7 separate regions of the Mus musculus genome follow, and all the other regions are linked to region 5. A link is a loop called in an ENCODE intact Hi-C map of the cell type or tissue named here. Cell type or tissue: heart. All regions are shown on one strand.

Region 1 (4,000 bases), 110 kb before region 5:
GAGAGCTGGAATTTGGCCTCTTGGACTATAGAACAGAAGTCAGAATGTGGAGGACTGTACTGTGTGCTACAGGGTCACTACATAGTCCTTTTTAAACAATACTTCTTATTTTTATTGGCAGGGTGATTGAACCTATTTGGGGACTACAGTGTATGATGTGTATAACTGGCAATAATCAAATGGGCATTTTAGGCAATCTATAGTATCAAATGTTTGTCTTCTTTCTTTCTTTCTTTCTTTCTTTCTTTTTTTTTTTTTTTTTTTTTGTATATGTTGGGAACATCAAAATCCTCTCTGCTATCTACACTGAGGTATTCAAGTGTTTTCTTATTTAACTTTTACCTATCACAGAGCTAAGTTTCTATAGACTATTACAAAAGAAAAAAATCAAGAGCCATGAGTGAAAGACATCAAGCTTAAGTGTCCTGCTGAGCCAGAGCTTTCCCAAGTTACACAATGGTAAAATGTAGGTGCTATTTAAACTGAGGGTAAGAAATATGGGTAACACGCAAGATAAAGTCACCGTGTTGACCTCTGAAAACCCTTTAACTTTGACACAGGCTAACATGCAGATGGCATTTTTGAGAAGCCGCTACACTGGAGTCTGGTGTGAGGGGGAGGAGGGGCAGTCACTTACTCCAGTGTCGCTTACCTGGCATCCATCATCCCTAGGTGCATCCTTGGAGACAGAGGACACACCAGAAGAGAGGGAATGGCACCTCCTTTTTGTGAGCTGAAGACGGTGTACTCCGAAAGGGTGACCTCTCTCATCACTGTCCTGTTCCAGGACACTGTGACAGCTTCTTGAGAGGTTTCCCATAAGTGCACTGTTTTTGAGGGACTTCTCTGTGACACAGAGAATGGGACTTGAGCTGGCTGCCGTTTGGGAAAGAGAAACATTGTCTTTTCTCAGGAATGTTCTGTGTTTTGAGTTGACATCATCTAAGTGTCTCTCCGTCTCTGGGCAATATGGAGGGCTATCTTCTTCTGAAATTATCTTGTCTGGGATGCTAACTTGGACTTCTGAGTATCTCCCCTGAGCAGAGGAAACTGTCACTCGGTGGGGGTAGCCGTCCACAGAGCTGGGCAGAGGTTTCTGGTCACCGTGCTCTGTGGCTGCCCTCTTCCCCAGCTGCACAGCATCTTCCTTAGTGGGGCTTGCGGCAGGGTCCTCCCACGGCAGTTCTCCGGAGGACACAGCTGGCTGTCCCCCAGCAGGCTGACTGACGCCCTTCTTGCCTTCTCTTTCACTGCTTTGCCGCACCGGCTCGGTGTCATCTACAACTTTTTGGCAAGGCTTTCTTCTGAAATACTTTCTTCCGGGAGAGTATTTTTCAGGACTCAAGGGACTTTTGGCAGGATCGAAATATGGCTCTTCTTTCTCAGCCCGCACACAGCCACAGACATTCCCCATTTGATTCACGGGCACTCACGGCTCCACGAACTCACTCATTTCAAAATCCGGGGCTTCCAGGGACCCGCTCCACCAAGTCCCGAGACGCCACTCTGACTTGTAATTCCTAGCAGGCTGTGTGACTATCCTCTTCAGCCCGAAGCCATGTTGCTTATGAGAAAACCACTTGCAAGAAATGCTGTGGCTTCCTGCCAGCCGGTCCTGTGTCTTATTAGGCACTGTGGCTCATTCCTGGCCACCAGTCCTCTCAGACAAACATGACTGCTCACAGTCAAATCAGACACCAGTGAACTTCCACGGCAAACCCCGAGGCTCACTACGGAGACCACGGCCCTCCAGTTAACACTGTGCCTTCTGAAATGCACACACACCCTATCGACAGCTGCATTAACCTCTGAAGCTAAGCAAACAGAAAGTAAACACAGTCCGGAGACTCGCTAGCAAAGTGTCCTTCAAGTTCAGTCTCAAAGTGCCTTTCACAGTCAAGCTCAGGGAGCCACCCCTGGAAACGCCACCTAATTTTAGGGCCCCCACACAAATAGATGAAAAGCTTGTGAGTCTCTAGTGTTAAGACTAACTCAGAAAAAAGTAGCATAGAGATAGGACTCAACAATTGGATGAAGGGAAGATAAATATTGAAAGCCGAAAATACCTTCAATTATGTCTAAAGCTAGTCTTTTAATACGGCTTTGAGACAGTGCTCAAATCATAAATCTCTGATTATCTGCTCACTAGGACAGGATTGTCACATGACCAAAGAACTACGTGAAGGGATTTAAAGGTGGAGCACTTAGCTAAAGGAAGTGTGCTCACTCTGACACATGCATTAGGGCAGTTAAACTTTATGCTCTGCGATTGCACTTGGGTTAAATATTAGACAGCTTTAGCAGGGTCAGGGTGGGAAATTAAGGAATCAGTATGGACTCAATACTCTGAGCTGTTTGTATTCCTAACCCTGAGTCACAGACACGGTGCAAAGGAAGTCAGCGTGACAGGGAAGATATTGTCACACAAGCCAAAGTCAGCTGGAAAGTCGGTACCTGCCTTTCCTGAGGTAGTCTTTCTCTGAGGAGGGGCTATCCAGTCAAGGGTCAGGTTGACACACTGATGTTACAGACATCTGTAACATATCTGTATTGTAAGGGTTTTCTTAATCATTTAGAAAGAAAATTAAACATTAGCCAGTGATGTTCTAGATGAAGGCTAGGGGGGAAAAATGTCTTGGGTTTGTTTGTTCTTAAGTTTTCAATATGTGCAATGACAACGGAACACGGTTTGAATGTGGAATGGCTTCTGTGTGTACTGCCAGGGTGGGGAAGCAGGCTGAGATTGGCACACCCTCCACCCTTCCCTCCGGCCCTGCCAAACTAAGCAACTGTCCATGGTTAGGTCACACGCCCTGTTCCCTTCCAGAAATGGCTCAGCCTTTGCATCTGCCTGGTAACTGGTACTTTTACAGCCTTCTTCTCCAATGCCCTGCCAGGCCTGGCACAGATGCTAAACTTTGCTTCAGACACTTCCAACTGTATCTCCACTGCCGATGGATATACCACCCTTGGTTACGCTAACTTTAAAGAATCCTTTAACAGACAGCACACTGTACCTCATCATGATCTCGAATACAGTGGTTTATGACGTGAGACCAACAGGAATATAATTCCTACCTTCTGAATGCCAGACTGAAAAACAGATCCAATTTGTGATGCTCAAAAGCAGTATTTTAAAAACCTACCACTTCTGTAAGAAGTGACAAACTTTGTCATATTCATACAATGAATACAGGAACTAAAGGCTGTAACACTCTGAGTGAGGGCGGTCACCACTCTTTCCCTGGGCACAGCCAAGAGTTTTAATCCACAATCAGCACAGCATCAAAAAAGGCTTTATTTCATTTACATTTTACCCAAACAACCATATTCAAGCTGTCAGTCCTCCTGTCCCTAATCCCTGATGTGGAAACACAAGCAGTTGCTGACTTAACACGTCATTCTTAAATGACCCTTTGCGTTAACGTTCCTCAAATGTAGAGTCTATATGCTCTACTTCTAATTCCCATTTACCGACATCCCCATCCGTTATTTCCTTCTTCCTGCAGTAAGTAGCTGGGGACCGTTCTCTCCGGTCTCTGGCAGCATTTCAGACTGCTGACCATCCCGTTATGCTCCCATTTTTCTTCCGAGGTTTCATCCATTCACTTTTCTGTTGCCTTACACATTTCTACTCTCTTTCCATAGCAAGACCTGCTCCTGCATCCCCCGTCCTCTTAAGGACCTTTCTCTCTGACAGAGAAGCAGCCACTTCTATGCTGTTACTTCCCTGACATCTCAGGGTTGCTCTGCAGCAGAATGGAACACAGGACGGCTCACGAACCCTTCTAACACATCCGGACGGTAGAACATCTTCCGCAAACCACCACCCCAGGTCTCACGCTGTGATTTCTTCAAGTTTAACCTGAGCTCTCTTCTCCATTTTCTATACTCTGTGGCCAAGTTTGTTTGTTTGTTTGTTTCTTTCTTTCTTTCTTCCTTTTTTCTTCAAAATAGCACCTCTTAGATAAAATTTTTATCCCCACCTGGCCTATATCCC
Region 2 (4,000 bases), 430 kb before region 5:
GCTGATGCCCCACCTAGAAATGTCCTTAGTCTGCGCGGTTTCTAGCTTTTCGAGGCATGAAGTTGAGTTATGAAGTTTGATGAAGCAAAGCTGAGCAGTGTAGAGAGCACCTAGTTCTAGGCCATGGTCTCAGGGCATGACAGTGACGTGTGAATAACCTGCGGCAGCCATCTGGGATAGTGAAGCCCTGCAGAAATGGTGACAGAGAAGAAAGGGAGTCTAGAAACATAAGGTAGATCAGGACAATTCCAGTCAATAAAAGTACCTCAGGCTGGGCGTGGCAGCGCGTGCCTGTAGCTCCAGCAACTCTAGAGGCTGAGGCAGGAGGATCACTTAAGCCCTGGGAAGTTTATAGACAAGACAGCACACACACACACACACAAATACACAAATACCAGAATAGCTAGCAGGAAATATTACTTCTGTTATAAAAGGAAAAATAACTCATTCTTCCGGGGAATCAGGGTGACCTTCCTGATTGCACTTAGCTTATAGAAGTGAGACCCAGCTGCTTTGCTGAAGGTGCATTCTCTCACCTGGAAACTGTGTCTTGCTTCACGTTTTTTTCCTGAGCTATCCAGTTGTGTTGGGAAGGGGAATGTAATTGTTTGTGGGGTGTAAATATTTCTTCCTAATTTGTTAATTTTGCTTATATTGGTTTTTCTACTTATGAATTGTAAAAACAGAAATTTGTACAGAAAAATTGAATAAAGTAAAAGCTACAGTAAGTGTCACAGAGCTCTCATTTTATTTTCAGTGTATGGGGGCTTTCCCAGTGTATGTCTGTACCATGTGGTGTCTTCTGCCCTTCGGCGAGAAGAGGCCCTATGTCTCCTGTGGGTGCTAGGAAACCCTGGGTCCTCCAAAGAATAGTCAGGGTGTACTGGCTGGTTTTGTGTATCAACTTAACACAGGCTAGAGTTAGAGAAAGGAGCTTCAGTTGAGGAAATGCCTCCATGAGATCCAGCTGTAAGGCATTTTCTCAATTAGTGAGAAAGGAGGGAGGGACCCTTGTGGGCGGGACCATCTCTGGGCTGGTAATCTTGGGTTCTATAAGAGAGCAGGCTGAGCAAGCCAGTAAGGAACATCCCTCCATGGCCTCTGCATCAGCTCCTGCTTCCTGACCGTCCTGACTTCCTTTAGTGATGAGCGGTTTGGAGGTGTAAGCTAAATAAATCCTTTCCACCTTGCTTCTTGGTCATGATGTTTTGTCCAGGAATAGAAACCCTAAGACACAGGGTTTGCTCTTTTGTTGTTGTTTGCTTATTTGGTTTTTGGTGGTTTGGTTTTTTTTGTTTTTGTTTTTGAGACAGGGTTTCTCTATGTAGCTTTGGCTGTCCTGGAACTTGCTCTTGACCAAGCTGGCCTCAAACTCACAGAGGTCTCACTAGTGCTGGAATTAAAGGTGTGTGGCTCCCCCTTTCATCCTCTACACACTACCCCCCTGGGGGTGCTCTTGATGACTGAGCCATCACTCCAGACCCTCTTAGGTTTGGGTTTTTTTTAAGTATACTGTAGCTGTCTGAAGACACTCCAGAAGAGGGCTGTGAGCCACCATGTGGTTGCTGGGATTTGAACTCCAGACCTTCGGAAGAGCAGTTGGGTGCTCTTACCCACTGAGCCATCTCACCAGCTCTTAAATCAGTTTTTAAAAGAAAGTGGAATTTATGTGATTTTTGGATTTGGGATTGTATTAATACAGTAGTAAAGGAATCATAATGAACTTCTGGGGTTTCAGTTGGATGTTAAGTGAGTCCGGCACCCAGCTTTTCTACCACCGTCCATTTCTGGCTGTGTATCTCCGAAAATTATCTCATAAAGCTACAAATTTTTAACGATAAACAGCAAGAAGAATTACAAACCTGGGACAGCACATTCTTCTCCCCTTTAGCTCTCCGGTGCCTGTATATGTGGGGCTGTTATGACTAGAAAGAAAAGGACCCTCTTCCTTCGTTTTGTTTTTAATTTGAGATGGGCACAGTTGTAAACCAGAAGGGCTATGGCCTCGCAAGAACCCACTAGTCTTTGCCTTCCCAGTTTTGGAAGCATGAAAGGCATCCACCGAGCTTCTTAGCATTCTTCTGTCAGTAAAGTGACATCTCTACATGGAAGAGAGGACCGAGACCACAAAATTTTTGGCCATAAATTCTTCCTGAGGACCACCTCTCCTGGAACGCTAATCACACCAGAGTCACGAGATTAAATCTAGAACCAGACACAAAGGCATTTATTGCGTGGCTGGGCTTCGGGTGTGGTGGGCTCTGGGAAGCGCGACGCTGTGGCTGCTGGGATAGGGTGAAGACTGTGCCCTCGGCTGCTGGCTACTGACTTTAGGCACACTCCCACGCACGGAAAAAGTTCTATCTTTCGGGTCACGGGCTCCGGCAGCGTCCGGATGCGGGCATTCGTCACTATTTCCTGGGAAGCGAAGATGCTGAAGATTTTGGAGGGTGGAGTTTGCACAAGCGGCCCTAATGACGTAGGTAACATAAGAGCAAAGGAGAGACACCTGCCGGCAGCTCCCATATGGTCTAGCGGTTAGGATTCCTGGTTTTCACCCAGGCGGCCCGGGTTCGACTCCCGGTATGGGAACAGTATTTTTTTATGATTTGTAAATAATTCGTTGCTATTCGTGTCTTGTTGCCGCTCCTAACACCTCGCATCAAAACAGTGGCGTAGTTTCAGGAAACTGGGGCCATAGGGGTCATCGATCTGCGAATAGACTTTTGCTTTCTTCATAACCCTATGAACTAGGTTTTTTTTTTTTTTGTCAAGCAGTAGCTTATTTCAGCTAATTATATCAACTATTATTTACATTATATATGCAAAACTATAGATATTGAAGTTAAAAGTAATATTTAAAATATCGAGATAACATTGTGGGTTGTCCATACGGAGGTTTCTACTGCTAGCCCCTTCCCATATTTTCGGCCCGGAGTAAAAGATTTCTTGTTCCTGAGTGGAACAAGCAAACAGAAATGGAGACTGAGAAAAAAAGCAGGGAGAAGGAAGCAGAGGTGGCATCCCGCTAGCAGGAAGTGCTCGCCGCACCGGGCTGTGAGCCGCCACTGCAAGCTAGTGGATGTGTTTGCTTGTTTTTGAGTTTTGTCTGTGCCTGATTCCTCTCTCCAGTATGGAACTGTCTCCAAACGTTTTTTGTTTGTTTTTGTTTTGTCAGGTTTTGTTTTGTTTTTTGAGACAGGTCCCTGTATATACCTAGGCCGGCCTTTTAAACTTAACTCTCCTGTCTTGCTTCCTGATTACAGGTGTGCATCACTTCTCTGGGCTCTACTTCTGAGTCTACGCGTGCACGGAGGACCAAACGTAAGAACACTATACCAGAGTGACGTTCCAAGACTTCTGTGCATTTGCCTTTGTTAACCCGAGGTTTAACGCGGGGCTGAGGTGGTCTGCTCTGAAGATGGAGTTGCCTCTGTCCCTCTGCACTTGAAAGTTTTAGAGTACTGCCTCTTACCACAGTCCATGGCAGGAGACACTGGAACTCCCCGGGTTGTTACTGTACCCTCCTCCCTCCTCTTCTTGGGGCTCCCAAAACTAGATTTGAGGCTTGTTCAAAGTGTGAGCTTGTCTCAACGGCAGCACAACCTGTGTCTCTCACCTGGCTGGCCTTGCCCTTTCTTTCTTTCTTTCTTTCTTTCTTTCTTTCTTTCTTTCTTTCTTTCTTTTTTTTTTTTTGGAAGCAACTTCTGCTTCCCCACCCCACCCCCACCCCAACCCCAGCTGTGTTTTGAACTAATCTCTCTGTGTCTTGATTTTCCTCGGCAGTTTTCTTATCCTCTAACCCTCTTTCTTTAACCTCACTTTCTATGAAGGGCTCCAGCTTGACAAGGCAGACTCCCGTCTTGTATCCAGGCCTCCATTTTATACAATAGGCCCTGTCTTCAAGGTAAACTCCAATTACTGGAGAAACCACAAACTGTTTCGGAAGGAGCCACCCTAGACTCTAACAGGAAAACACCCAAAGTTCCAGAGCCTATAG
Region 3 (4,000 bases), 160 kb before region 5:
GATGAGAGTTGTTTGCCAAGACACACTCATCGTCTTTGTAAATGGTTATCTGGTTTTAAATGGAAGAAAGGAAAGCTGAGGTCACCATCAATTCATCTTCCTCCACACTCGATCTTTAGAATTATTATATATATAATAATATATATATATCTTATGAGACAGAGAAATGCCTTCTGGCTAGAAAGCGTTATGACGTCATTTAATATCCAGTCTGCTTTGAGAATTACAGGTACCTCAATCTGTCTGTAGTCGCAGATGGCTTTGATGGGGATGGACGTCTTGAGTGGGTTGTCAGGATTCCTCGGCTTCAGCTGCACCACTGTCTTCGCTCGCCCCATCAGCCCTGCCACCACACTCCGGTACTGCAGGAGCTCCTCCTTTTCCTCCTAGGTAGCAAACACGGCGGGACTTGAAAATTAATGATTCAAACTTCCCATCCCACAGGGCCTCACACAAACCATCATCACTGAAGAATGCCCTGACTACTGGGGACACCTTCCACATCTCCCATCCCTCTTGAAGCCCTCTTCCTTCCTTTTTTCTGGTTATTTTGTTTCCGTTACTACTATGTACCAGTCTATGGTTATTTTGTTTCCTTGTTGCTGTTACTACTATGTACCAGTCTATGGTGTTGTTTCCCTTGTGTTACTACTATGTACCAGTCTACGGTTATTTTGTTTCCTTGTTGCTGTTACTACAATGTAACAGTCTACAAGCATTTTGTTTATTTAATGTATGACTGTGTTGCTACCCTTTAATATCTAGGCACCACAAGACAGGGTGATTCCTGCTTGCTTTGTCCATTGTTATATCTCCAGAAATGAAAACTGACCACACACATCACTGCTAAAGCAGTTTAAACATCATCAAAAACTACCCAAGCCAAAGTCTCAGTTGAATGAGTCAGCTGTGTGTCTGAAGTACAAATCTGTATGTAACATAGAACATAGAAACATAGAACAAAACACTAATCTACCCTGTTGTTTGTATGACAAAGCCCAGAGTTTCTGCATCCTTACCATGGACTCCTGGACAAGGTCTTCCAGTTTGTGAATGCTGCTGGACCTGTCACAGCTGTACTTGCGCTGGATGGCATCTTTCAGATTCCTTAGGTAATCAGTGGCTTCTTTGGCATCATTGAAAAACTAAAGAGAGAAAACTTGGCAGCTGTGGTACACTCAATGCCAGTAAAGCGCAGAGCTGTCAAATCTGGTGCCAGGCCCTCTGTGCGCCGCTGACAAGCCAGGACAGAACCAAAGCACAAAGCAACAACAGCAACATCCTTTCTGAAGCTCAAACTAATCTTTAACTTGGGTGGCTACAGATGAATATTAATTATGCAAAATGTACATGTATATTATGCATTATGTTTGGGCTTTATATTATTTTGATCAAAAGTCTGTTTTCCTTTAGGGTTCAATCAATCTTTTAAGTAGGGGTGGAATTTCATACAATATATTAAAATTTCTAAAGGAAAAAATGAAGTCTTTATGTGGTTGACTCTATAGTATATATTTTTCCTTAATATTGAACAAATTTTTAGAGTGATCTTTTTTGTGCAGTATTTGTGTGTGTGCAAATCAGAGGTCAACAACTGGAGGCTTCTTCATTTCTCTCCACCCTGTTTCTTTGAGATAGGCTCTCTCACTGAGCCTATATAATAATTATTATTATCCATTATTATAAAATAATAATAATTTTTATTATTATACTTCTATCCATATTATATTTCTATTTATCATATATAATACATTATACTATATTATATATGTATATTACAAATATATAAACATATTATATTGATTAATTATATTAATAAGTATTATCAAATAACAAGTATAACTAATTATTAATAAATGTCTCATTATTTGTCTAGGCTGGCTGGCCAGCAAGTCTCAGGATCTTCCACTCACTTTATTTTTTCATAAGTATAGTTTCTGGGAAATGAACTCAGTGCAAACACTTTGCCAACTAAAGCCATCATCCAGCCATAGGATTTCTTCCTTAAAGGCCAGAGTTTCCCCTCTAGGATGAGACAGCAGCACTTAGGTCCTGAAAAGAACGTACTGGCTTACTCCCCGTGTGCTCTGCACATTGTTTCTTTGTGGTAGTTCTGCACCTCGGCCCAAACAGCAATGCTGTGTGTTCACGCTGTGACTCTACCGACGTACCTCGAAATAGGCAGAGTTCTCCTGAATGTGCTGCTCCACGCACTGGCACAGCTGTAGGATCCAGCTCCACTGTGTCTGCATGGCCGCTCTGTACGCCTGAGGGAGGAGACACAGTGAAAGCTGGGCAGATCATTGGAATTATTACATTTAATATATAATAATATTTAAAACACTCATCTATTTGAGGGCTTCTTATTTAATGCAGCGTATTTATCTTTCATAAAGAAAAAATACTGTAGAAAGCACATCTAATTCATGAATTGTGAAACCTGTTTATGTAGAAGGTGCAATTCCTGGCCTCCCAGGAGGGGGCGCTCTGTGTGCATTAAGGATGTCTAAAGCCTGATCTAGCGAATGTCACACTGCTCCTGTCCTGTGGTCAGGCACGTGTTCCTACAGATGTACACTTAGCTGCCTCTGGGGATCTAGCAACACATAATATTATTTGCTCCCTCAAACTAAGCTACATTTCTGCTTGTTACACATGGTAAGTACACAGAACACCATCAGATGAATTTACCCACAAGGAGCTCCATGGGTCCTAAAAATAACCTGCTACCTTTATCCTAAGAGATGGTGAAGAGAAGATCAGCATGACTTGTTGGGACAGTTATTTTCGAGCCACACTGTAGTAAGCACTCAGAAGTGTTTTGTTTTGTTTTGAACTAGCGGGCAAGGTTTATGGTTGCTGATGCATCAGCCCACGCCTCGACCTTTCTTACCTCGATGGTCAAGCGGGCTGGGTGGTTTTCCAGAAGCAGCTGCTCTGCGATCTCCTGAACAGCTTTAATGCTCTCCTCCTTCTGCTCCAGCTCCCGCATCAGCTCCTAGCGAGGAAGCATCAGGAAGCGTATCAGAAATACGGCAAGCTCTTCAGGTCCAGCGCTGGCACCTGAGCCAAGCGCAGCCGACTCACCGCGTGGTAGCTTTTCTTCCGGGCGACACTGCTGTTTCTCTCACTCCAATCATAAGCAACTTCCGACTCCTCCTTTTCATTCAACCAGATAAGCTCGTTAGTTGCGCGGGTTACAAAGTTGTGGAGTGTATCGAGATGTCGCTCCTGATTTCTGGATGTATTCTTTTTAAGGAAAACCCATTGTAAGAGTCAGATCCTTTCGCAACAGGCATAAAACAGAACACTTAAAGCAAACAAATTAAAAAGAAAAAGAAAATACTTACCAAGAGTTTAGCGTACTGACTCTCTAATCTGTGCAACTTATCTGTGTAAGAGAGTTTCAGAGGCGCTGTCATCTGAATCTAAAATATGGAAGCAAAGGCATGGGGAGTTAGGGACGCTAAGTTCTGACTAATACTAATTACTGAGTTACAGGGTCTTTAAGTAAAAAGAAAATAGTATCAAAATACAATAAAATATTTAAAAGCACAAAAATTCATATACCTCACTAATTTTAGCTTCCTTAAGGCTGGATTCAAATTCTTCAATGGCTCGGTGAACATTTTTATGGTTTTCTAAATGGCTTTCAACACTTGGCAAATCTGAGCCCCATTCAGTGCGGTCCAGCTGCACCTAAAAGAGTAAAATAATGATTTACAGAAGAAGGAGGAGGAGGAAGAGGAGAAGGAAGAGGAAAAGGAAGAAAAGGAGGAGGAGGAGAAGAAAGAAGAAGAAAGTAGTAGTTGTTGTTTCAAGAATAAGACTGGACAACTGAGATAAACATTACCTGCATCTCATCAACCCAGTTCAAGAGATCTTGAACAAATTTCATATTGACTTCCTCTTCTGTCAAGTTCTGATCCAGCAAAGACGACTTGAGAAGGGGCTTTCGGATCTGCATTAGCTTCAGAGTCTGTAATGAATTTGGCTCTAC
Region 4 (4,000 bases), 110 kb before region 5:
ACCAAAGACTCGTGCAATCCTCAGAACCACAGCTTATCAACAAATGCTGAGCTCCGACATTCAGTAAGTGCGACGCTCTCTGACACTTATGTCTACAAAAGAACTGAGAACCTCAAGTGAACACCAAAACTTACGTTATCATGTTGGACACCTTTGTTCCTTATTTCAGGGAGCATGACGGAGGAAGAGAGACACTTTGCCACCATTGTCCCCTGTCATGTGACAACACAGGCTGCCTTTGCCAGATCCAGAGTGTTACTCTCTTGATCTCCAGTTCTCAGCCTCTAGAACCACAAGCGATGAACCCTGTCCTCTGTGATTTACACAGCACAGAAGCTGCGCAAAGCGCACTGAGCCGGTTATCTACGTATGACAAAGAGCAGACTGGTCTACCAGGAGTAAGAACCCGGCTAGCATGACTTCTAGAAGGAAGGTGTGAACTATGGAAATATTTTAAGAAACGCAGTGCAAAGTGTTAACTGTTGCCCACCCCTACCCGGGAGCGGTGGTGCTCGCCCACATTCTTGAAACACTGCTGCTATTCAAATGTCTACCTGCTTAGGCAGATGCATCCCAACCCCCCAGTGAGACTTAGCCCCTCTTAGTCGCTATTTTTCTGAACTCACACCTAATGAGACATTTTTTTCCCAGCAACAGGCATCCGAAAACACTGTTAAATATTTGCCTCAGTAAAGGCACACGATAATTGACACAGTTCAGACCCAGTTAACCCTTTACATTCCACAACTCACTCCTCGGCAGACTTATTTAATAATAATCACTTAACGCTAGAGTCTGAAAAATCTCATACCTGGCGTCTTTTCAAATAGTCGAGTGCAATCTGTACGTTCTGTAGCCTGTGAAAACGCATCCGACCCTTCTCCCGGGGCTAAGGACAGAAAATGGAAGGTGTGAAAAACTACAGCTTGTAACACCACTGACCATGCGAATTTAAAGATATTTTCTGCTCATCTTAATATTTTTAAACTATTTGTTAAGTAGACACAACAATTTAAAAAAAAATAGAGGCTTTTAACTCTTCTCTTTTATCTGGGACTGAATTTGAAGAATGAGGGGCCTTTTCTAAATATATCTTAAACCCATGCTTTACTCTAGAGGCCTCATTTAAACAAAAGGGAAGCCATAGAGCACAGAGACTTCCTAGTGCTCGCTAGCAGAGCAATCCTGGCCAACTGGTGCTTAGCTATGAATCCATAAAGATAATCATAATTCTCTATTTTACTTCTTATAGTGTACACTATTAGCAAGACAAGTTTTCTAATTATATTTATGGATTTATGAGAATGGTAAAACATGCAATTAGTACATTAAAAAAAAAAACCACACTAAGGAGAAAGACAGAGGTTTGTTTAGCAGTGACAGAGGAGAGGGAAAGGCCACTCACACTACTCGCTACGTTTCCTCTGTATTTCACTGCATCCAGTCTTTACACGAAGCTGGATGTAACACGGGCAGAAAGGACTGTGTACTTTTGTGTTACACTGGATGTGACTGTTTTCCTAGTCTCAGGAAAAGTGTCAAATCATAGCCATTTCCCCTACTGCCATTTTCCACATTAGCAGAGGAAAAAGAAAAGAAAAGGGGCTGGAATTTCCCCCATGAAACAGTCTAAGAGCAAAATAGGTGGAAGAGACTGACTCCCTCCCTCTCATCCACGAGCTGACATCCAAGGCGTTGAGATAAAAAGACAGCACACCACAAAGGGAAAGAAAGTCTAGTATCAGGGGAGAGAGATGCTGGGTAGTCACCAGCTGGATCTATAGAAGCCCGACTCCCATGGAAATCAGGGTGGTGGGATGCTGGAGGCCAGAGACGCTCACCTGTCTCTGCAAAGGCGCCTCACCTGTGTCAGCTAAATGTCAGTTAGACCGCCCTGTGGATTCTATGGGACACAAGACAAAGTCTTGTCCCCTTCTGCGCCCCACAGATAAAGAACAGCCCTCTATGCCAATAAGTTTGATTTAAAGGAAACTGTGAGCACCCCTGTGCCTCAAAAAGAGCAGTAAGTTGTCAAGTTCAAAACGTCAATTCCAGAAGGGAATAAATGTGCATAAAAATTAGTATACTAGTTATCAGGGCCCTATGTTTATACAGAGCATAAAAAACTCTACAATAGCAGGGCACAGTAATGTATGAACATGTTGGCCATTTCAGCTCTGAAGGTAAATCTAAAGAGAAAACATTTCCTCTGCCCAGTCTGTGAACGTGCGCGTCACACACCTGTCTGGGCCTGGGTCCCTGTCTTTTCGCTAAAGCCCGTGAGTTACCGGCCTGCCGGGTTAGCACTGCACACGCCTGCACACACGGCCCTGCTAGGTTAGTGAGTTACGGGGGTGACACCTACCCCCTTGTCCTCATCCTCCTCATGCTGCGCACACTCGCATGCTGCTGTTGCACTCACCAACCGTAAGGTCTTCAAAAAGTCTCGCTCCCTCGGCTAATGAATATAACAGACAGAAGACAGGACAGCAAGGAGACAGACAGACAGACCGGGAATGAAAACAAGAGCATGAGCGGAATGCAGTGGGGGAGAAGAGGTCACCGAACAAGGGAGCAATGGTCACACAAAGGGAGGTGATGCCTGGCTTAGCCCAGCTCTCGGAAAGGACACTTACTCCCTTGCTATACACAAGTCTTTCCATGTGTGGTTATACAGCGCCGCTGACTGATTTTAAGTCAATACAAAACAACTCAAAGGTTTAAAAAAATAAAAAGAAGAAGCAGAAAGAAAAGTGGTATGTTAATTATAGAGCCTATGGAGAAAGCAGGTATCTTCAGGTCTCCGTTCACGTCACAGGAAGATGGATGCGGAAGCAACAGAACAGCACTGACTCTCTTCTTCTGGCTGAACTCGTGGTCTGAGAGAACGATGCAAATGCCTAACGTCTGGGCTGCAGGCGCCCTGCTCACGTGTGTATGGAATTATAAGCTCCGCAAAAGAAATCAGGAAAGCGCACACTTACCAAGGTGTCTCCAGACAGAACCTCCAGGAGGGAGATCAAATTGTGCCCGTCCCTCAGATCCTCGTAGAGATCGTTCACGTGCTTCCGAACCTACGGCGACAAAGTGGCCATCTTTAGTCCTGTAGCTCAGAACGAACCAGGCAGGGTTAACAACAGACACATGCTTCACGGGTGTTCACCTAGGCACCTATTTTTCTGTTTTATTCTCTCATTACTTGAAAATAGTTGAAAATTTAAAACCTAAAAATATGGTTTTCAGGGTGACAATATATAGAGACAACAAGAATTACTGCTTTGTAACATCTCAAACTGAATATTATCCTGAACTACAATGACAGGCCTACAGATTTTAAATATAAGTAATATCCTGATTTTATTCCTTATCCCTGACACAACCAAGGCCACCTTAAAAATGAGTTGTATTTTTACCTCCAGCTGGTCTTCATAGTCTCTAACACATAACAACAGATCAAGAGGCACTTTGTAAAGACCCATCAATGAAGGCTGGGGTACAGGACCCGGAATTCTATGTACCATTTCTACAACTTCCTATAACTCTTTCAAATAATTTTTAAAAGCAAAGCCTAGGTTAGGAGAACGTCTATCCAAATCTTCTTCACAACTTAAATTCTGCCCTGGAGAATCTAAGTCACACTAACGTGAAGTTGGCCTTCAGCCTATAGCAGCTTCCTGTGTTCCCTCACCTGACCAGAGCCTATGGAGTTAGAACTAGAGGCTCTCTGAAGACCCTGACTAGTCTGCTTCCCGGGGACAGTTCAGTAATAAGTTCCCCACTATGAGATCTGTGCTCCACAGACAAACACCATAGCAGGCCAAGAAGATGGCTGGTCCACAGGGGCAAAGACATTCCCAGATTTTTCACCTTTCTGCAAGTCAGGACTCTATTACTTTGAGATGCTCACAGGAAAGGAACCAAAGAAAAGACGTATGACAGCGATTGGCTGTGATCCCTTTGGGGGGATCACACAACCCTTTCACAGGGGTCACCTGTCAGA
Region 5 (4,000 bases):
GAATTCATGTGGTTTTAACAGTAAATACTTTGAGGTCTCAGTCACCTACCTCAAACTCAATGGACATTTCATAATGAATAGCACATGGCCTCCGTCCTCAGGACTTGTCCCTTCTGTACCAGCACTGTCCCAGGTCCCTCCAGGCCTTCCTTTCCTACAGTGCCCCCTGAGGGGTAGCAGCTACTCCTGATCTCTATGAGTTTAAGGCCAGCCTGATCTATGTAAGGAGCTCCAGGTCAGCCAGGGCTATACAGTAAGCCCCTATCTCAAGAAAAACCAAATCAACAACAAAACTTCACAGAACAGGCAAGCAGATGTTTTGATGCCCTGGGCAGGCCATGAAGGTGGGCATACACCTTCCCTTCACCTGTGGTTCTCCTTCTGCTGTTAGTTCTGGTAGAGTCTCTCCTCTCCCATGAGTGTCAGAGCTGCAGGGGGCTTTCAACAAGACAGGCAGGCCTAAGTGACTAAATGTGTCCCTGAGGAGAAGGTAAAGGGAGCCAAGGCCCAAGCCACCTCACTCTCACTTGGCTCCCAGTCTCCCTCCTCTCTCCCTCCTCTTCCCCTTCCTGCTCCACCCCTCCTCAAAGGCTGGGCGAGACCGGAGGCAGTGGCCGCATCTCACAACAGAAGCCAAAAAGAAGCTCAAGCCTGTTGCCGGAGAAACCCTGACTACAGAGTGACTGGCCAGGCTCTGCTTGTTTTTCTTAGAATAAAATAAAATAAAATAAAATAAAAATTCCACTTCAGGGGCCCCAAGGAGACTCTCTCTAGGCTGCCTTGATGACGGTAATTTGGGATGGTCGCGGCCCCCAGGAAGACAAAACCCCAATATTTGCATTACCTGGGAAGCAACTATGAGAACACAGCCCCCAACTCCTGCGCAGTCACAAGTGGGGGCAGGGAGAGGGAAGAAGGCCTGAACATCTGGCCTTTGGCCTTTGTAAGTGACTACCCAGAGCCCCATCCTTCTCTATTACCATTTCCAAGAAGGAAAAAAAAATTGCTAAAGAAATGCAGAACTGTCCACCCAGGAGGCCCTTACAGGCACAAGCCCTGCTGGAACCACAAGGCCTGAAAGCTGCTCACCCTGGTGTTCTCAGTTTACAACGGTGAGAAACAAGCTCCCTTCTGGTTCAGTTTGTATGGCCAAATGCAAGGAAACACCCCACACACAGGACACAAACACTGGCATCTCCATGGATTAATTAATCAAGAGTGCATGATGGCCCCTCACAAGCACAAAGCATCTATGGCCACATGATGCTCACAGAAAAGCTACATTTAAAAAAACAACAGACATCCAAATTGCTGGGTTATGCGCTGCATCCTAAGTACCAAAACCATGAGACTTGAGTTAGACCTGCGTAGCTCTGCGCCCTTGGGCAAAAGAAAAAAAACAAAACAAAAAAAAAAAAAGGTTGTTCCAGCAAAATATTCCAGGAAGTCACTGGTATTAGTACTCTCAGGTTGCCTTGATGGTTAGTGTACATCCGCAGCAAAGTTTAACACAGATACCAGTAAATATTTGCTTGCTTTCAGAATCTACCGATTCATCCAACCAGAAAGCAGAGTCAAACAGCTTAGTCACCAGAGCAAGCAGGCAAAGCGCTCCACGGAGTAAACATGGTCATTTCCTCCCCCACCTGAGACAAATTTCTGCCCAGTACATCAGCCTGCAGCTACAGCACCAGGAGAACAGATGGGTGAATTTCTGCCACCCTAGTCTCCACTCCATCCCCTCCCCCACTCACCTGCTATCCGAAGCACAGCCCTCTCGGCTGGGTCCAGCACCGAGCCCCCTTGAATCTTTCTTTTGGATCTCTCATGCTTGGGCAAATTCCAGGGTAAGGTGTCTCCAGGAGCCGGAGATGCTGAGCCAGATTTCTGGCTGAAATCATCCTCGTCAGAAAAATCCGCAGAGGAGGACATAGAACAGCGGTAGGACGCGTTCCCGGAGCTCTGAGGAGGATGACACAGGAGAAGCATTAGCTACCGACCGCTCGCTCGCTCGCAAACGAGCATCACTCACTGAAGACCATCGATTACGATCACTCTGCCCCCTCCCCACCTCTAAATTGCGCTGCGCCGTCCCCAGAGAACACGCACACAAATAAAAAAACAAAACGAACCCCAGGGCTCACCATATCTTCTTGGCCAAGTCTGCTCCCGTAGAAACAATAAGCAAGCTGTTCCAATACATGGAGACCAGAAGGAAGAAGTGTGTGGCCTGCGCTCCAGCCACCGGCTCAACAAATGACTGGGCCAACAATGAAGCCAGAATCAACAGCCTTCCTGTGACAAATCTACAGTATCTGGCTCCCCCACCAGGACAGGAGAAACATTTTCCATTACTAGCCTTCTGGTTAATTCATTAATGCAACTAACTTTAAGTTTCATAAACACAGCACAAATACAGGATGCTGGGTCCCACCTCCTTCCCGTTTCAAGCCGCCAGGGCCACTGGAGCCTCCTTTTAACCAGTTTTGAGCCCTGTATTTAATTTTCTGCATGAGACTGAAGCGGGTTCCCAGAAAAGGGTGAGGAGGGAGGGAAGGAGGGCTGATTCTGAGAAGAGCCTTTTCTTAAGACCGGGAGAACACAAAAGCCTGCTTTCAAAGGCCGAAGGCAACGCCAATAAACAAACATCTGAACTCAGTTTAGAGTTCTTGAGATAATTTAAACTTCCAGCAGCGAAGGGCTGCCAATAATGTAAATGAGGACACAGTGCGGGGACAGGAAGCCAAGTTCTCCTCAGCTGCAGCCATCAGGAAGATGAGAAACACAGACTTTTACCAAAACCACTCTGCCTGAAGGTTACTCTTCCTGGATCCTGCAGGCGCTTAGAATCCTCGGGGTCATAATGTTTTCATAAAAGGCACATGGTCTTATTCCTTCCCTCTTATTGGGTTGTGTCTGTGAGTATTTAGACAGCCCACAGCTCAGCAAGGAAGAGATGCTGTAGACTGGATTAAGAATTCTGAAGAGTATCAAAGGGAAGTCTTCACTTGCCCAGGCTCACAGTGAAGAAGCCAAACTAACATAACTTGAATTCGAATTCCTTGAGATGGAAGCTACAGCCATGGATTCCCCAAGCAGCAAGCTGCAGGCAGAAATCAGCTCAATGAGACAAGCTCCAATTTGAAGTAATAACAGTGAGCTACTCACACTGGTACCTGCAGCACCAACAGGCTGTGTGTGCAACTCCCACAGGACTCACATGCGGCTTGTCAGACAGACTGTCACCAGTCAGGACCACTGATTTTGCCACTGTCCATTTAAACCGTGGCTGTTCTACCGTCAAAGCTACTATGGTAAAAATTCATATATCCCTCCAAATGAGGCATGTTAAGATTTAAATCATGCTGGCTTTCCTAGTAATAATAGCACCTTAAGCAAATCTGACAAAAGTAAATGAATAAACTTGGATTTCTATATTCTAGCTTCAGTCCATCCTGAGGTGTGTGTGACATTAGCTGTTATGAACTTAATTTATTTTCCCGAGCTTTTGTGAAACTTCAACTTGAGTTCAACTTGAGTTCTCTAAGGTTCGTCATTTGCGGAATCTGAAGGGAAGGAAGGGTGGCATTTTAAAGACGTTTAAGGGCTACTGGGTTTCTTTGGTTGCCTTGGGTTCCTCAAAATGGCTTCCTATTTGTCCTTATTTAAGGTCCTTACTTCATCTCTGAGATTGTATTTCTATACTATTTTAGAGAGACAGTAATTTGTTAATGTTTATGGAGGTGGGGGGAGAGAATAACTGCTCTTTTCCAAAAATCACTGGCTATTGATTTTTGCAGAGTAAATTTTCTAATGGCCAGAGTCTCAGCTGACTGAAGAACAAAATGTGATTTATGCCATGCCAGCACCACTATTAATCACCCCACAGCCAGATGGGACAGTTACTACCCTGGACCCCAGGGTGTTGACTGGCACAGCCTCTAATCTGGTCATGTCATTGATAACCAGATAAGAGAGAACAGTAAGAAACATACTCAGG
Region 6 (4,000 bases), 55 kb before region 5:
CTGTAAAGAATTCCTTGCTCCCTTCCCACGCCACAGTTTCTGAGCTGTTCAATACAAACAGAGCACAGCCTTTTGTTGGACACAGACAGAGACAGACATCAGACAGCATACAGACAGGCACAGGCACACAGAACACGCAGACAACAGACAGTCCAGTAAACACAAGCTACAGACAAAGATACAGAGAGGTGACGAATGTATTCTCGCTCTTTAATGTATTTCTCGATGCAAGCTAACAAAGTTTACTGTCAACAAAAAAGAAGCCAGGTGATGCGGCTCATGAGTGCCATCCCAGCAACGTGAGAAGCCGAGTGAGAAGGCATAGTGGGGGTTTCTCAGTTCTGGTGAATATTAAAACCTGCTACACGACCTCTGAAATGCCAGGTGCCTGGAGCTCCCTTTGACAACTCAGACCAAGGGTTAATCTGTCTTCATGAGCTGACCACTCAGGTCACCATTGCTTTTGAATGATCATGCACAGAAACTGACTGGTAAGTCTGGCCTTTGCTTTTGGCCAAAACCTCGTAAGTTACTTGCTTGCCTTCCCCAAGCTCAGAGAACAACAAAGCAAAGGTGAATTTCACGGGCAGCTCTCCCAGATCCCAGATCCCAGATCCCAGATCCCAGATCCCAGATCCCAGCAGGTGCTGGTCCCTACCCCGTGAACACAGTCCGTGGAGGCTGAAGGCCAGGACGCTGTAAGCGTTTCTGCCACTCTGATGACTATATATTTCCTTAAAACTAAAACTCCTTCCTCCACCTCTCCTTCTACTCCTCTATCTATCTATTTATCTATTTATCTATTTAGATAGATAGATAGATAGATAGATAGATAGATAGGTTTTTTGTTTGTTTCTTTCCTAGTTGCTATGTGATTACACAAGGTTTTCCCCTGACCTTGTTCTCATTATATACTTTCTAAGATTAGGGGTTTTTTAATGTGAGACTTCTCTGTCCTAGGAGTTCTACTGAATTCATTCAATAAAACAACGAGCACATATTTTAACAGCTACTGTGAATGGAACCATGAACAACACAGAGACAGACCTGGAAGAAGGAGGTTTCTAGTGTTTATCTTGGGGACTTGCTGTTCATAGTGAGGTTGCACATTCCAAAGTCCATTACATATTACCAAATGTCCACAGACACATAAATAAGTGCAAGCTCCAGATTGTGTGGGAAATACAATAACTGGCATTTCAAAGCCCTTCTGTCTGCCTTGATCCAGCCCAACATTTCCTAGGTATATTTTTTTCTTTCATGAATGAATCAAGGCAGGGTGGGAGAGAGAACAGGAAGGGGAGGGAGGCATGCATATCTGACTGAATGGGGAGAGGGAAAAAGCTCAAAGCTTTTGTAAATAAATGGCCATTTCCATCAAGGAATGGTGGTCTGGCCTCACAAGGAACTCACCTCATCACCTACATTTCCTACGGCTGAATAAATGTGTTTAAGGTATAGTATGTGGTTACCTAAGGCTCAGAGTGGCTTTTGTTAGCTAGCTTGGAAGAGTGTCCGCTAATAAAACAACACTACAAACAGATTAATATACAACTCAGCACAGCAGTAATTATAGTCCAGTTATTACTACAGAATAAGAAGAATTAAGTTTCCCAGAAGGGGGGGGGGGACCTACATGTTCCTGAGCACCCTTCTTTTATAGGCAAAACCTTCTGTAGACAGACAGCACACACACACACACACACACACACACACACACACACACACACACACACACACACACACACACACACACACCTTTAAGGCAGAAGCTGTCTGACTGTTGGGAGATGTCCTCCACCTGCTCAGGTCTCAGTCAGTTTCACTACCCAGTGTTTCTATGCTCCCAAGTGGCTGAAGGGAGAACTGCAAGTCAGTTACCACAAGCCCTGCCGGAGCACCTCCTCCAAGAGGTCCCCTGGACAACCCTTCAGCACAAATACCATTTGTTAGTGTGTCTGGCAGGTGCCCTTTGGTTCCATTTCCTTTAATTACTCTCAGTATTCTGGTTAGTCTGGTCCCCATCACACACCGTTGGACTCCTCGTATGTGCATTATATTGGCAAAATGTCACGTGCTTGTGTAAGCCTCTTAAAAGTGAACCTGGGAGTAAGGAGTCCCTCCCGACCTCCAAAATCCCTGTCAATAGAAAGCTCTTAGAGGGTCCCTAACTCTGTAACTAGAAAGAAACACAGCTAAGGGTGTTAAAAACTTAGACCCTTAAAAACAGCCAAAATGTAACCATTCCCAGCAGAGGTTACTATTGTTTATCCCATAATATAATAACACCTGCAGTCAGAACAAGAAGGGGGTGGGGAGTTCATTTGCGGGAATCTCTTCAGTAGGCAGTCTGGCTGACCACAACTTCCCTAGTGAGTTTACTGATGGATGATGCTAAGTGCCCAGTCTGATGTTATCTCTCTGCTGCTCTTACTGGGACACTCACTGGAGGGCACGCCCAGCGCTCACTGCCCCAGGGAGGCTTCCCAGGGGAATCTCTTGCTGAGTGTTTTGAGTGCATGCTTTGGCAGTGTTCTGCAGTCAGCTACCCCCGTTTATTCTTTTACTTACATAATAAACTCTCATTCAAAACCGAAGCTATTGCAGATCATTCTCCAGACTAAGCAAAACAACGTCCTATGTTCCCATGGCAACAGCAGCCTGCCCTCCCAGGCTGCAGGGTCAGTTCTCAGCTGAGGAGTCCAGCAAATAGACCACGCTCAGAACAATTAACAGCAATGGCCCTGTTTTATGTTTTTATCTTTGCATTCCCAGCAATGACCATGCTACCAAGCAGAGAGAGGACATGCAGAGGTTTCTGGGGAAAGGAAGACGAAAAGAAGAGGAAAGACAATAGGGAGAAGGACTGAAAAGAAAAAAAGAAAAAAAAAACCACTAACTTCATAATCAGAACACTGGTCCATGACCATCTATACCTAAGTAGCTACATCAGCAGAGGTCTTCAGAAGGCCCACTTCTTACTATAAGAGAAAGGCTTCTAAACTTTATATGCCCCAGTACAGGGGAATACCAGGGCCAAAAAGGGGGAGTGGGTGGGCAGGGGAGTGGGGGTGGGTGGATATGGGGGACTTTTGGTATAGCATTGGAAATGTAAATGAGTTAAATACCTAATAAAAAATGGAAAAAAAAAAAAAGAGAAAGGCTTCTAACTTTAAACATTTAACTGTTCACAGGACCATCTGTCATGCTTATAAAAAAGGCCCTGCCTGTTCTGGCTAGACTTATATCAACTTGACATAAGCTATGAGGTAGCGTCCAGACTCAGCTGACCTTCACTGGAGAGGAAGGAACTTCCCATAAGAAAATGCCTCTCTAAGATTGGGCTAGCCTGTAGAACTCTGTTTAATTAGTGATTGATGTGGGAGAGGCCAGCCCATTATGGGTGCTGACATCCCTGGGCCTTGGGTCCTGTAAGCAAGCAGGATGAGCAAGCCATTCATTGGTGAACAAGGCAGTAAGCAGCACCCCTCCATGGTCTCTGCATGAGTTCCTGCCTACAGGTTCCTGTGCTGTTTGAGTTCCTGTCCTGACTTCCTTCAGGGGTAGACTACAATGTGGGAGTGCAAGCCAAATAAACTCCTTCCTCTGCAGTTTCTTTTGGGTCACAGTGATAGAAACCCTGAGACAGGCCCTATAGGAAATGCTGTCTTTGATGGGATTTTCAACCCTGAGTCTCCTGCCTCCTTCCTTTTCTCTTCGGGCGTTTCCTCCTCGATTCCCGGTATTATCCAGAATCGCTGGACTCTAAAGCTCCTGAGCCTCCACCTCCTGCGGAGCCTGACTGCAGACTCGTGCCACCACACCCAGCTCCCACCGATTCCGTGCTTTAGAGTAGGCTAGAGTTCCGACATACGTGGGCTCTAAGAGCTCATAACAAGAAACCGCCACTGCTTTCTTCAAACCTACACTGGAGAAGATAAAAGTCACTGCAGGAGAAAGCTAAGCCTGGACACTACCTTCAACAGAAAGACACCAGAAC
Region 7 (4,000 bases), 96 kb before region 5:
TCTCTCTTTATCTTTTTATAAACACATCACCTACTACATGACTCTGTAGTAATAATGAATTAACTTCATGAACCAGGGCCAAATTAATTATCAGAAACTTAGGAATGAGCTTAGGCAAGTATACTCAGCTCCACTCTGGTGAGACAGGCAGCTTGGGACAAGCACACTTTCAACTGTTCACAGCCCAGTGCAAGGTCACTTTAACAACATGCCCTTGCTTTTACAACTACTTATCAGAGCTTCAAAGAAAACTGGATGGCACCAATGTGGGATAATGCAGAGGAGAAAACACAGAGGTGAGGGGCACAATAGGATTCCGGAGTAAAGGAATCCAGTCCAGAGATTCCAGGCAGCTGCTGAGTGAGCACCAGAAACAAAACTGATACAAATCAATTGTGTGATCACAGCCAGGAAAGGAACACAGTGGAGTGCCACCGGGTGATGCAACAGCCTGCACACTGCTCAGCTGAGTATCCTAGGGGCTTTGTAAATGAGTTGCAGGATGTGGGTGTTTACCTGCTAATAGGACTGAAACGGATCTTGATCCCAAGCAGAACAGAAGAGTCCGAAAACTTAAAAACACCTTAGGCCTGTGCATTCCCGATACACTGCCTATCCTCCAGTCTCCTTCAGGTCTCAGGCCCAGTATACACTTAACAATTTAAACAGGAGAGTCCAAGTCTGGCCACTTGGGTAAACAGGAGATGAACACAGCAAAGATATCGCTAGGGTTATTTCTTAAGAACACACCAGTGTTGTTCTTTTTGAATATTTGTTACCCAGGTTCATTTTGCCCACCTGGCAGAATTAATGATGTTTCCTGGTAAGAGCACAGGGGACTTAATGACAGACCAGGCAGAACTCAGTGATGGCTGTGACCTTGAGCTGTGACCTTGAGCTGCTCCAGAGAGGTGTATTCATTGAGGGAATGGCCCCAATGACTGGTTGTAAGTCAGCACTGGGTCTTTTTCTTATGGGAATGGAGCCTAATTGGAGGTCTCTCTTCATGAGAAAACACAGCAGAAACTTTCTCGCAACTCTAAACTTTAACTATGGCGGTCCTTTCTTACAGTTGCCAACAAGTCTATTCTACATATCTTCCAGTCAAATGGAGGCAGTGCCCCTTTATCTAAATTCTACTGTATATAACTTAACATCTTCTAAGCAAGTTTATTAGTAAATCCTTATATCTATTTTAGTACTTCAAATTTCTCCTACATCACTCACAGTACTTAAAATATTCAGCGTGGCTGCCAAGGATGTAGGGAAAGAGGAAGCCTGATACCTTGCTAATGGAAGGTGAGCCATTATGGACTCAATATAGAGACTTATCAAAGGATTAAAAATAGAACACCCATATGACTCTGTAGTGAGGATTTTGGTTTCTTTAGGAAACACACAAATATGACTGGAATGCGGCTTAGTTTTACTCCCAGGTGTGAGGATATGGGGCTGCTCCACAGTAGGTGACTGTGATTTGCCTCAGGCTCTAGCAGGAGCGTGGTGTTGCCAGCTGCAGATAGTTTCTGCCAGTGGCATTTGGAGTTCTGGGAACTTTTCAGAGGCTATGTAAATGCTAGAGCCCTGATAGGGGTGGATGGTTAGCTAGCTGCTGTTTGGTTGTAGTTTGTCCAGTAGTTGTGATAGAAGAGACAAAACAAAGAAATTAGATATCCTGATGGTGAAGATCAAATCTGCACCAAGGAACTGCATGCCCCAATCAGCATCTATTGATATTATCACCTCATGACACACACACACACACATTCTTTCTCGAGTGCTCGCTCTCGCTCTCTTGCTCTCCCCCCCCCCCCGCCCCACCTCCTCCCTCCCCTCTATTCTTCTTTCTCTCCTGCCTTGTTGACTTATGTTAGAAGGTTGAAAGGGTGGAATAAGGTTGGACGAAAAAAGAACCCACAAAATAGCCAAAACTCCAGCTATATGACCCAGCTTGACACTTGCCCAGGATACTCCACATCCTGACACTGAGATACCTGCACATCCATGACCACTGCTGCTCAACTCACAATAACAAGGAGATGGAATCCACCTGGATGCCCACCCCCACAACACACCTTCTTTAAAAATTCAAGAACGATACCAAATTATCATGTTTACTAATTTTAAAACTGAGAAAAAAAATTCTGATCTATTATAACAAGTGTGTATAGTATGGGGTAAGCTATACTATCAAGATACCACAACAAAAAACTAACTTCCCCTAAGCCCTTAGAGGTGAGTTGCACGGGCAGCTTAGATAATGTGGATGTTCTGTCAGTCTTAGAACAAACTGGGAGCCACTAGCTTGGATGACTAAACTGACTGGGAGTCCAAGCCTGCTCCTCTCAGAACAGGCAAATGCTGCAAACTCTTGCAGGGCAGAAATGGGGCACATACAGGCATCTCTTGCAGAAACACTTTATATGGATAATAGAAAATGCAATTGATGAGCAAAGGGGTGCTTAGAAAGGATCTGGGGACAGAACTCAGCAGTAAAGAATAGCTCCAAAGCACACCTTAACAATAGGTTTAAGATGTAATGTATATGTAACATGACATATATATTAATTAAAATACATTTAAGATGCAATATATATTCTAAATAACATGGGAATGGATTTTCTGGTACAAACAGAAGCCATTTAGCAGAGGCCATGCTTTTCAGCACTGACACTGACAATGACTCAGTGAGCACCTGCATGCAGAAGATTCATTTGAAGCTCTTCCATAAAATGAAGATGCAATAGCTAAACTTACACAATTACTACATCAAATTACAGCAGTACACTTTGACCAAGGGAAGACTAGTAACTTATTCATGATAAGGTCTTGCTGCTACACAGCCCAGGTTTCATACCCATGATTCTCTTGCTGTCATCTGGGATTACAGGCAGCAAGCACCATGATCAGCTAGAAAACTGCTCATACACAACATGAAAAGCACACATGGAAAAGAAAATTCCATCATAAAGGGTATCTATCTCCAGTCTTAGACAATACACGAATAAGCATCCTATCAAAGAATACAGGCAAGTGGATAATAAAATAACCACACTGGGTGTATCAGGAAACATCAATAAATAGATGTCAATGCTGCTACACAGCAGGGCAGAGCGGGGTGTATTTTCAACAAAGAGAAATGACAAATGGCTAAGGTGATGGATAAATACTCTGATCACTGTATGCTGTGGACATGTCCTGAAGTGTCACACTGTACCCCAAAATACATGTAATTACTATGTGTCCATAAAAGACACTAATAGGAGGCTGGAGAGATGGCTCAGCGGTTAAGAGCACTGACTACTCTTCCAGAGGTCCTGAGTTCAATTCCCAGCGACAGTGTACTCACATACATAAAATAAATAAATAAATAAATCTTTTTTTTTAAAAAAAAGACACCAATAGATTTTTAAGATAAAAAATATAACATATAAATGAAACAAAGAAGACAAACCTCTTAATTAACAAGGGACAAGGGAATAGCTTCCTCAAATACTGAAGAGCAACCATATAGGTCTTCCACCTATAAGGGATGTGGCCCGAGAGGAGGGGGAATAGAACAGGAAAATTATAAACAATGAAAGACAGCTCCATTACAATTCAAGCAGACACGTAATGAACCATAAAAAAGGCTGTGACAAAGCAGGGCAACAAAGCCTGTCAGAGTAACTAACACTCTGCAGTTCACGACTATGCTGGTATAAAAGTATCACTTTCAAACTCTCCCGAAGCATCTCCCAGAAGGATGTTAGCAGCAACTATTTGACAAAAGCAAAATAGGCTTGAGAAACACTGGGTTCAACAGTTTGTCTTACCAAAGAATTTCCAGTCTTTCTAATGCTAATGTGTAACATAAATCTTTCAACTAGAAAGTGTTTCTTTCCAAATTCTTCTGGCTCCAGAAACCTTCTTCTCTCCTGCAGGCTCCCTGCCTCACCTGGTCCTCACCGATCTGGCTTCACAGGAAACATGATTTGGGAAGTGTGGGGGCCTATGTGCT

What was found. A loop is a pair of places that touch in the nucleus more often than their neighbours do. Peaks named below come from ENCODE experiments on the same cell type or tissue, not always from the same donor. Only the 100,000 strongest peaks of a DNase experiment are listed, where the experiment ranks them.
Region 1: a loop joins it to region 5, with 3 times the contacts of the local background. A loop is called at or near these places in 9 of 42 quality-filtered maps.
Region 2: a loop joins it to region 5, with 3.0 times the contacts of the local background. A loop is called at or near these places in 7 of 42 quality-filtered maps.
Region 3: it touches region 5 in a loop (6-fold over the local background); 26 of 42 quality-filtered maps call a loop at or near these places.
Region 4: it touches region 5 in a loop (4-fold over the local background); 10 of 42 quality-filtered maps call a loop at or near these places.
Region 6: a loop joins it to region 5, with 3 times the contacts of the local background. A loop is called at or near these places in 17 of 42 quality-filtered maps.
Region 7: it touches region 5 in a loop (2.9-fold over the local background); 9 of 42 quality-filtered maps call a loop at or near these places.

Annotation. Positions count from the first base shown.
Region 1 is chr1:34,119,045-34,123,044 of GRCm38, reverse strand. All of the region lies in intron 8 of Dst (dystonin), which reads right to left. It overlaps Gm51742 (a long non-coding RNA gene), which reads left to right. Exons shown (of 3, transcript XR_003948640.1): 3 at 1-406. Among named protein-coding and RNA genes, the nearest start is that of Mir6896, 3.7 kb to the right of the region's middle. In heart, no CTCF peak of the experiment used is centred here; DNase peaks (open chromatin) are centred at 675, 1,604 and 2,794; H3K4me3 peaks cover 524 bases; H3K27ac peaks cover 1,391 bases.
Region 2 is chr1:34,433,404-34,437,403 of GRCm38, reverse strand. It overlaps Ccdc115 (coiled-coil domain containing 115), which reads left to right. Exons shown (of 5, transcript NM_027159.2): 5 at 1-734. It overlaps n-TEttc1 (a tRNA gene), which reads left to right and starts at 2,521; the gene lies at 2,521-2,592. In heart, no CTCF peak of the experiment used is centred here; a DNase peak (open chromatin) is centred at 2,403; H3K4me3 peaks cover 2,239 bases; H3K27ac peaks cover 2,229 bases.
Region 3 is chr1:34,163,325-34,167,324 of GRCm38, reverse strand. It overlaps Dst (dystonin), which reads right to left. Exons shown (of 103, transcript NM_001276764.1): 17 at 3,854-4,000; 18 at 3,571-3,699; 19 at 3,351-3,428; 20 at 3,088-3,249; 21 at 2,894-2,998; 22 at 2,172-2,267; 23 at 1,020-1,145; 24 at 234-383; 25 at 1-49. It overlaps Gm26788 (predicted gene, 26788), which reads left to right. Exons shown (of 3, transcript NR_165804.1): 3 at 230-1,480. Among named protein-coding and RNA genes, the nearest start is that of Gm26788, 13 kb to the left of the region's middle. In heart, a CTCF peak has its summit at 2,456 (motif pointing right); a DNase peak (open chromatin) is centred at 2,494.
Region 4 is chr1:34,113,007-34,117,006 of GRCm38, reverse strand. It overlaps Dst (dystonin), which reads right to left. Exons shown (of 103, transcript NM_001276764.1): 6 at 2,985-3,074; 7 at 812-889. Among named protein-coding and RNA genes, the nearest start is that of Mir6896, 2.4 kb to the left of the region's middle. In heart, no CTCF peak of the experiment used is centred here; no DNase peak of the experiment used is centred here; H3K27ac peaks cover 482 bases.
Region 5 is chr1:34,004,153-34,008,152 of GRCm38, reverse strand. Dst (dystonin) reads right to left here. Exons shown (of 103, transcript NM_001276764.1): 4 at 1,755-1,962. Among named protein-coding and RNA genes, the nearest start is that of Dst, 98 kb to the right of the region's middle. In heart, a CTCF peak has its summit at 2,330; DNase peaks (open chromatin) are centred at 572, 1,692 and 2,282; H3K4me3 peaks cover 1,766 bases; H3K27ac peaks cover 1,326 bases.
Region 6 is chr1:34,059,177-34,063,176 of GRCm38, reverse strand. The region is part of intron 4 of Dst (dystonin); the gene reads right to left. Among named protein-coding and RNA genes, the nearest start is that of Mir6896, 56 kb to the left of the region's middle. In heart, a CTCF peak has its summit at 1,884; DNase peaks (open chromatin) are centred at 1,866 and 2,496.
Region 7 is chr1:34,100,277-34,104,276 of GRCm38, reverse strand. All of the region lies in intron 5 of Dst (dystonin), which reads right to left. Among named protein-coding and RNA genes, the nearest start is that of Mir6896, 15 kb to the left of the region's middle. In heart, no CTCF peak of the experiment used is centred here; no DNase peak of the experiment used is centred here; H3K4me3 peaks cover 943 bases; H3K27ac peaks cover 1,100 bases.